Regions from separate parts of the Homo sapiens genome. Here all the other regions are linked to region 2. A link is a contact called in ENCODE Hi-C or POLR2A ChIA-PET data. All regions are on one chromosome and are shown on one strand. Each heading gives the region's core, a stretch centred on a gene start or an enhancer-like site at or near the end of the contact. The rest is flanking DNA. Distances are from core to core; before and after follow the strand shown.

The links. Hi-C counts contacts between places; a loop is a spot of excess contacts on that map. ChIA-PET counts read pairs that join two places held with the same protein, here RNA polymerase II (POLR2A). Pooled maps may share reads with other maps.
Region 1: a pooled map shows a loop between it and region 2 (4-fold over the local background). The contact joins two enhancer-like sites. A Hi-C loop is called at or near these places in 1 of 168 maps with a recorded cell type or tissue (ascending aorta), 4 of 37 single-sample maps with no recorded cell type and 3 of 50 pooled maps. POLR2A ChIA-PET finds 5 or more read pairs at or near these places in 3 of 52 experiments (GM10248 and activated T-cell).
Region 3: a loop to region 2 is called in a map with no recorded cell type, with 11 times the contacts of the local background. The contact joins two enhancer-like sites. A Hi-C loop is called at or near these places in 2 of 168 maps with a recorded cell type or tissue (endothelial cell of hepatic sinusoid and psoas muscle), 5 of 37 single-sample maps with no recorded cell type and 5 of 50 pooled maps. POLR2A ChIA-PET finds 5 or more read pairs at or near these places in 1 of 52 experiments (activated B cell).

Annotation. Positions count from the first base shown.
Region 1 is chr9:4,813,780-4,816,479 of GRCh38, reverse strand. The region is part of intron 1 of RCL1 (RNA terminal phosphate cyclase like 1); the gene reads right to left. Among named protein-coding and RNA genes, the nearest start is that of RCL1, 22 kb to the right of the region's middle. RefSeq lists an enhancer at 750-899. Within about 2 kb of position 1,304, at least 3 of the 41 ENCODE cell types and tissues checked have a DNase peak (open chromatin) inside an H3K27ac peak, as active enhancers do.
Region 2 is chr9:4,886,371-4,889,070 of GRCh38, reverse strand. No RefSeq gene overlaps it. Among named protein-coding and RNA genes, the nearest start is that of MIR101-2, 37 kb to the right of the region's middle. Within about 2 kb of position 1,315, at least 2 of the 41 ENCODE cell types and tissues checked have a DNase peak (open chromatin) inside an H3K27ac peak, as active enhancers do.
Region 3 is chr9:4,762,094-4,764,821 of GRCh38, reverse strand. No RefSeq gene overlaps it. Among named protein-coding and RNA genes, the nearest start is that of AK3, 22 kb to the right of the region's middle. RefSeq lists an enhancer at 955-1,893. Within about 2 kb of position 1,471, at least 21 of the 41 ENCODE cell types and tissues checked have a DNase peak (open chromatin) inside an H3K27ac peak, as active enhancers do.

The sequences.
Region 1 (2,700 bases), core at 55-2,554, 73 kb after region 2:
TTTCTCAGTCAAATTCTATTTTAAAAAGAATGGCAAATGAGTTTGCTAAATGTAACACAGAGTTTATATTTTAAAACAGAAGACTTTAAAGTTCACAGAGAATGTATCTTCATGGTAAAAGGATAGGCAAGATTTATAAATTGGATATTAAAACTATGAAGTATTGTTTATCAAAAGACTACACTGAAAGTGTCAAAAGACAAGTCAGAGTGGAATAACATATGTGCAATCCTTTAACATATCCAGAATATACCAATGAATCAACAATTAAATAAGAAAAAGACAGAAAAATGAGCAAAATATCTGAATGGAGACTTCATAAAAGAGGATATCCAACTGACCAATACATCAAAGAAAAGGTGCTCAGATCAAGATGGCCAGCTAGAAATCCTTCACAAAGACGGCCAAAACAACAATTAAACAACTAGACTTTAACACAAATAACTGAGGAAGGGTGCCAGAGTGCATCAGAAGAGTTTATAAAAGAAACTCGAGATGACCACAGAGAGAGCAGAAGGAAATGCCAAGCTTCTATCACCCCAATCCCCAATCAGGATCAGCTGGGAACCAAAAGGACTTCTCCCTGCTGCAAGGAGGTAAGGAAGAGGATCCTAGCGATCCCTATCAATACCTTAGACACTTACAGACCTCACCACTGAGGAACCCTGCAGTCCTCATAGGCCTAAGCTGCCTGGAGTATACATACGTAGCTGTGCTCCCCACAGAGAAGGAGTCAACACCGTGCCCAGCTCCCTGTGGCCTGCGCTACACTATCCTGGAATTAGAACTATGGCTGGAGTGTGTCTTGCTCCAGGAGCAAGCAGCAAAAACTCCCCTTTTCCCGTGAGGATACACCCTAGACCAGTGGCCCAACATCCTCAAGCCGAGCTTTAAGCGGCTACTGTACCTTTCAGCATGGTGCCAAATGAAGATGGAGCCACTCCACCTACCCCTACCCCACCCCACTGGGCCAGATCTGATGCTTCCTGGATAAATTTTAAAATTTGCAGTTGCAAAAAAAAAAAAGAAAAGAAAAATACTGCAGCTTAAGACTTCAATGAATGAAATAAATATAATAGAACTAAAATAGCAGACATGATCAAGCATAAGACACAAATCTCTGAACTTGAAGATAAGTCTTTCAAAATTACCTACTCAAAGAAATAAGAAATGAGAATGAAAATGAAATGAGAACACCTACAAGACTTACAGGAAATCATTAAGCAAACAAATGTTCATGTTATGAAAGTTCCAGGAGGAGAAAAAAGGAAGCACAGAAAGCCTGCCAAATGAAATAGGTGAAAAGCTCCCAAGGCTGATAAGAGGTATGAACATACAGATCTAGGAAGCTCAAAGGTTCCAAAATAGATTCAACCCAAAAGGGTCTTCCCAAGGCATATTAATAGTTAAACTGTCAAAAGTGAAAGATAAAAAGAGAATTCTAAAAACAGCAAGAGAAAAAGGCATCAAGTTAATACAAGGAAATCCCCATTACACTAAAAACAGATTTCTCCAGAGAAACCTTATAGACCATGAGAGAATAAGATGATATATTCAAAATGCTGAAAGAAAAAAAAAACGTCAACCAAAAACACTATACCCAAAAAAGCTATCCTTCAGAAATGAAGTCTTTCCCAGACAAGCAAAAACTGAGGAAATTCATTACTATTAGCCAGGCCTTACAAGAAATGCTCAAGAAGGTCCTACATCTAGAAATGAAAAAATGATAATCACTACCATGAAAAAACATGAAAGTATAAAACTCACTGGTAGAACAAATACACAAAGGACAAAGAGAAAAAAATCAAACCTTATCACTATAGAAAACCATCAAACTGCAATGACAAACAATAAGACGGGAAGAAAAAAAGGAGACACGAATCAACCAGAAAACAATTTTTATAAGGACAGGAGGCTAAGTACTGTGGCTCATGCCTAGAATCCCAACACTTTGGGAAGCCAAGGCAGGAGGATGATCATGCCCAGGAGTTGGCGACCAGCCTGGGCAACAAAGCGAGACCGCCATCTCTACAAAAAATACAAAAGCCGGGCATGGTGGCAAACACCTGTAGGGAGACCAGGCCGGAAAGATTGCTTGAGCCCAGGAGTTCAAGGTTGCAGTAAACTATGCTTGTATCACTGCACTTCAGCGTGGGCAACAAAGTCAGACCCTATCTCTAAAAAAAATTTTTTTAAATTTCAAAACCCCCTCATGATAAAAACTCTTACGTTAGGTATAGAAAGAACACACCTCAACACAATAAAGGCTGTATATGACAAACTCACAGCTAACATACTGAATGGGGGAAATTTTATTTTATTGTATTTTTTTAAATTATACTTTAAGTTCTAGGGTACATGTGCACAACGTGCTGGTTATATATGTATAAGTGTGCCATGCTGGTGTGCTGCACCCATTAACTCGTCATTCCCCCCACCCCATGACAGGCCCCGGTGTGTGAAGTTCCCCACTCTGTGTCCAAGTGTTCTCATTGTTCAATTCCCACCTATGAGTGAGAACATGCAGTGTTTGGTTTTCTGTCCTTGCGACAGTTTGCTCAGAATGATGGTTTCCAGTTTTATCCATGTCCCTACAAAGGACCTGAACTCATCATTTTTTATGGCTGCACAGTATTCCATGGTGTATATGTGCCACATTTTCTTAATCCGGTCTATCACTGATGGACATTTGGGTTGGTT
Region 2 (2,700 bases), core at 66-2,565:
AGTCAATAAATATTTACTGAGTGCTTACCAGGTACTGAAGATCCAATGGAGAATATGAAACATCTCCATCCTCAAAGCTTAATGAATGTATTTGCATTTCTAAGGTCACTCAGAAGTGCAGAAAATAGGTTGAAGGGAAACAAGATTGAAGTCAGGAGCCCATCTATCAGGCAGCTACAGAAATACAAGGAAAGACTTGGTCCTTAATGAGCAAGACTCTAGCCTTTTGCATTTTTCAGCAGAACTGGTATTTGACTAAGCAGGATAATGAACACTCTTTGCTTCCAGATTTATAATGGATAATTGGCTTGGTTTTAAAATCTCCACCAACTCCTGTCAGTCTTTGATTGAGGACTGCTCCCTCTATAGCAGGAGTAGCCAGAGAAAGCCCCTAGGGAGAACATTCAGGGGTTGGCAGTCCGATATTCTGTCCTGCACTGAAGTGCTAAGGGCAAGATGAGATGATTAGAGCACTGACCATATCTGTTGCCTCTGACTGGGGCAGGCAATGACTTCTAGGATCTCTCTACAGGTTATAAGAAGACAATGGAGCCAGGGGCACTGTCTCAGGCCCATCCACTGGACACCTCCACCAGCCATTTCTAACCCTCTACCTAAGTATTCCACATTGTTCTAATGACCTACATTTTGAGAAACACAGCTCTAGTCCCTTGCATAGCATCTAGCAAACAAACATTGGTGAAAGAGTGGGCACGTAGTTTAATTGTGAAGCAAACATTTGTTTACATTTTATATCCCATCTGTCTCTCTTCATTTCAGTTTTAATTTTTTCTTCTGTTAGCACTTACCCTTCTACGCTTTAAGGGGTCTTGCTCCTTTCAGTGTGTTATCATTTAGCCATCCTTCCTCTAGGTCCTAAACTCCCCCAACTTATCATTGATACTTTGATTCAACTTCGCAAAGACTTCCTGAGGTCCTACCATATGTAAAACCCCTGTAGTGCTGTGGGGGCCACAAAGATGACTAGAGGGAACACGTCCTTCCTTCAAAGATGACTAGGGGTAACATAGACCCTTTTGACCTTTTCTGGCTCCACCAAAATTTTCTCTAATCCTCTTAATTCCCTGGCTCTCCCTAGCTCTGCCCTCTCCAGTTACCTATTGCCTCTGAAACATAAACTTACTAGCAATGGTAGATTGTTACATTAATGGCTCCAAATGAATCCTGCACCAAATGAATCATGCCATTCCCTAGGATAGTTGCTTCCCACATTGAAGCTGAGCTTGGCCATGTGCCTTGTTTTGGCAGGGAGGCGTTAGCAAACGTGACACAAGTGGAGGCTTGAAAAGCACTTGTGCTTTGCAGCTTTTTCTTGGAATACTGCCACTGCCATGAAGGGAAGGCTGGTCTAGACTCCTTAAGAATGAAAGATCATGGAAAGAAAGGTCCTGCTGCCCCGGCCATCCCAGCTTCACCCAGCATCCAGTGGACCTGGCTGCTGAACGTAGTGACATGAGACAGCCCAGGTAAGACTAAAAAAAGAACAGTTCCTGGACCAATCTGAGGGTTGGGCTGCTATTTCTCATGGCCCAATAATGAGATGCAGATGAACTGGGGAAGAAGAGAGCTTTTACTTCTGTAACCAGTTACAGAGAGAAGGCCTGGAAATTATTTCCAGACCAACTCAAAATTACAAAGTTTTCCAGAGCTTATATACCTTCTAAACTATATGTCTATGTGTAAGTGCGCATTCATCTAAAGACATAAGTGATTAACTTCTTTTAATCTACAACTATGATCTGAGTCCTGAAAACCTTCCTCTGGAGCCTCAGTACATTTACTTAATCTAAATGGGTCCAGGTGCTGGGGTGATTACCCTTATCTTGTCTCCTGCTAAATCATGGAGGTTTGGGGAGTTCCTTCAGGCCTCCAGTAAACTTGTTTGTGGAGATCTGGGGAGTTTCTTCAGACCCACAATAAAACTTGTTTAATCCCAAACGGGTCCTGTTAAGAATTCCTTTGTTATTTTGTCACGCCTTAAGGCCCAGAAAAGGCCTAGGCAAAACTCTTGCTGGGCTTTTGTTACATCCCAGCCTTCGTATAAGGGCACTGGCTTTTAATATTTAACTTAACCACTCAGTCAGTACTGAAAGAGTTGTTAGTGAGACCTGGCCTGCCACAGAATCACCCGGCCAGGACGACAGAATCTTAAGAAATCATTGATGTTGAAACCAAAGTTTGGTTATTTTGTTATGCTTCAATTGACAACTGAAACATATGTCTTATCTTCAAGGCCCTCCTTCTGACATCTACTGTCCAAGTAGGAAAAGCATGGGCTCTTGAATCCACGCTCTGGCGTCAAAGCCTTCTTGGTTATGTGGCTTTGGGCAATAAGCTTCAATTCTCTGTGTTAGAGCAGTGTTTCTCAACATGTGGTCCACCTGCATCAGAATTAGCTGGATGTTTGTTTAAAAAATACAGACTTAAGCAGTTATTTTTATAATAGCTCCAAACTGGAAATGATATGAACATTCATCAACTGGTGAGAGGATATGATATATTCATACAATGGAATACAACTCAGCATTAAAAAAAGGACTGATTTTTTTTTTTTTCATGAGACCAAGTCTCACTCTATCACCCAGGCTGGAGTGCAGTGGCCCCATCTCAGCTCACTGCAGCCTCCGCCTCCTGGGTTCAAGTGATACTCCTGCCTCAGCCTCCCAAGTAGCTGGGACC
Region 3 (2,728 bases), core at 222-2,721, 120 kb after region 2:
GGAGTGCAATGGCATGATCTCCACTCACTGCAACTTCCACCTCCTGGGATCAAGTTATTCTCCTGCTTCAGCCTCCCGATTAGCTGGGATTACAAGCACGTGCCAGCACTCCCAGCTAATTTTTTGTATTTTTAGTAGAGACGGGGTTTCACCATGTTGGCCAGGCTGGTCTCGAACTCCTGACCTCGTGATCTGCCCACCTTGGCCTCCCAAAGTGCTGGGATTACAGGCATGAGCCACCATGCCCAGCCTGACTCCATCTCTATTTTTTAAAAATAAAATAAATAGAAACCAGTATTGGGCATCATTGATCTCAGGCCCTCTCAGGGCACAGAAGTAGGGAATATAAGGATGTGTGTACACACATACACAAAATCATACATGCATTTACCCTTATATTTCTCTACATACGTAATAAAATATGGATCTTATTAGTTTGTTTATTGAAAACCATGACTTCATACCAATACTTCTCATTCCAACCTAACACAGTTTTCATTCTAGTTTTCTGTCCATAATTTATTTTTTTGAGATGGGGTCTTGCTCAGTTGCCCAGGCTGTAGTACAGCCTCAATCTCCTGGGCTCAAGTGATTCTCACACCTCAGCCTCTTTCCTTGAGATGGCATACAGGTGCATGCCACCACACCTGGCTAATGTTTTCTTAATTTCTGTGGAGACGGGATCTCGCTATGTTGACCAGGCTGGTCTCAAACTCCTGGCCTCAAACAATCCTTCTGCCTCAGCCTCTTAATGTGGTGGGATTACAGGAATGATTTGTTAACTGTCTTCTCCAACAGCGAGAAACTTTGCTCCCATTATCCTTAATATTGTACATTTACATACATGTCCTTGGAGATACCTTTCTCTCCCCACTGGGACTCCAACACCCTGTGGCAGACTGCCTCTCTGCCGGGACACCCCTCACCACAATTGGGTTCTGACACTCTGGCCTGGACTTGCCCCTGAATGTATGCTTTCTGATCCTGGTCAGGTTCCGGCCACCACAGCTCACCTCCACCCCACTCATAGCTGCCTATCTTGCTCGACCCTGCACCTGATGACTTTTGCACCTGATTTTTCAAGGAAGGAAAAGAGGAACTATATAGCTTTTCTCTTATTACTTTTAAGCACTTCCATTTCATTTATACTTGGTCATTCAGAAATTAAGAGTTATTTCTACCATGCACTATTCTTAAACTCTGTGATGCCTTTAAAGAGTGCCTCTTCAGTGAGACTGGGTCTATGCTGAGAGTAGAGGTCCTGCCTCCTCCCCCTTTTTCCTGTCCACCACATTCCTCTGTCTGCCCAGAGTAGGGAAGGCTGCAAACCCTCCCCCCGCCTTCCTCCTAGGAGGTCGCTGCCTGAAAGCTCTGTCCTGCCCGGAGGAAACCAGCTCAGCCTCCAGCTCTGGCCTGGCCTGATAGTCTGCCAGTAGCCAGGCCAGCTCTATCAGTTCTGTGCACGGGGATGCCCTGCGCGGAGGGGAGGGAGGAGGGGGAGAAAGAGTTGCCCGTGGGGCCTCAGGCCTTTGCTGTGCCTCAGTTCCCACACCTCAGAAGAATAAAGTACTCAACCCAGAAGAAAGACTCGGGCTTCCAGACTTTGGTTTGTGAGAGCAACGACATTCAAGGGTTACTCACGTAGACATTTAACAACCCGTAAAGGGAACTGGATGACAGAAATTACAGGATGGCTCCACCCTCGCGAAATGACATATTCATTTGAATGCTTGGGTAATTTCACAACAGGCAGTGCTGGTGGGGAGCAGGTTTTCCTCACTGAAGATGGAAATAAGGGTAATTGCTAATTTCCTTCCCCTGACCTTCATGACCTGCCCAGCTGTCTGCTGCCACCAGCCTCCTTCCACGGCTTTTCTTGTCTAAGGCTTCATGCCTTAAGAAATCAATTTACTCAGCTTTGTTCTGGGCCAGGTGAGAAAAAAAAATCAATGTATTCATACAAGTGGGACAATTGCAAACAAACGGAGTAAGAAAAAATAAATTCAGTTATGTAGTATTTGAGGCTTGAATTCGAGTAAATCAACCAAACTTCCTCCTCGCTTCAGGTAAAAGCATTTGTTGTTGACACAGCGCCACCTGATGGCAACTGGAATCTTGGCAGGAAATAGTCACCTGTCATTCCAACGTTATGCTGCTCATTTCACCTTTTTGTGTGTGTGTGTGTGTGATGGAGTCTCGCTCTGTCGCCAAGGCTGGAGTGCAGTGGCATGATCTCGGCTCCCTGCAACCACCGCCTCCCGGGTTCAAGCGAGTCTCCTGCCTCAGGTTCCTGAGTATCTGGGACTACAGGCGTGTGCCACCACGCCCAGCTAATTTTTTGTATTTATAGTAGAGACGGGGTTTCACCGTGTTAGCCAGGGTGGTCTCGGTCTCCTGACCTCGTGGTCTGCCCGCTTCAGCCTCCCAAAGTGCTGAAATTACAAGCGTGAGCCACCGTGCCCAGCCATCATTTCACACTTTTTTATTTTTAAATTTCAGTTCCCTTTCAAGCTCTAGACTCTTTCATTCAGAGTCCATTCTCTGTGTGCTTATGGTAGATGCTAAAGGTCTAAGAAAATATGACCACTTCCTGTCTAGTGTGGTGGCTCTCAAACTTGACCTTGCTCAGTTGCTCAGGCTGGAGTGCAGTGGTGCAATCTCGGTTCACTGCAGCCTTGACCTCGTGGGCTCAGGTAATCCTCCTGCCTCAGCCTCCCAGGTAGTTGGG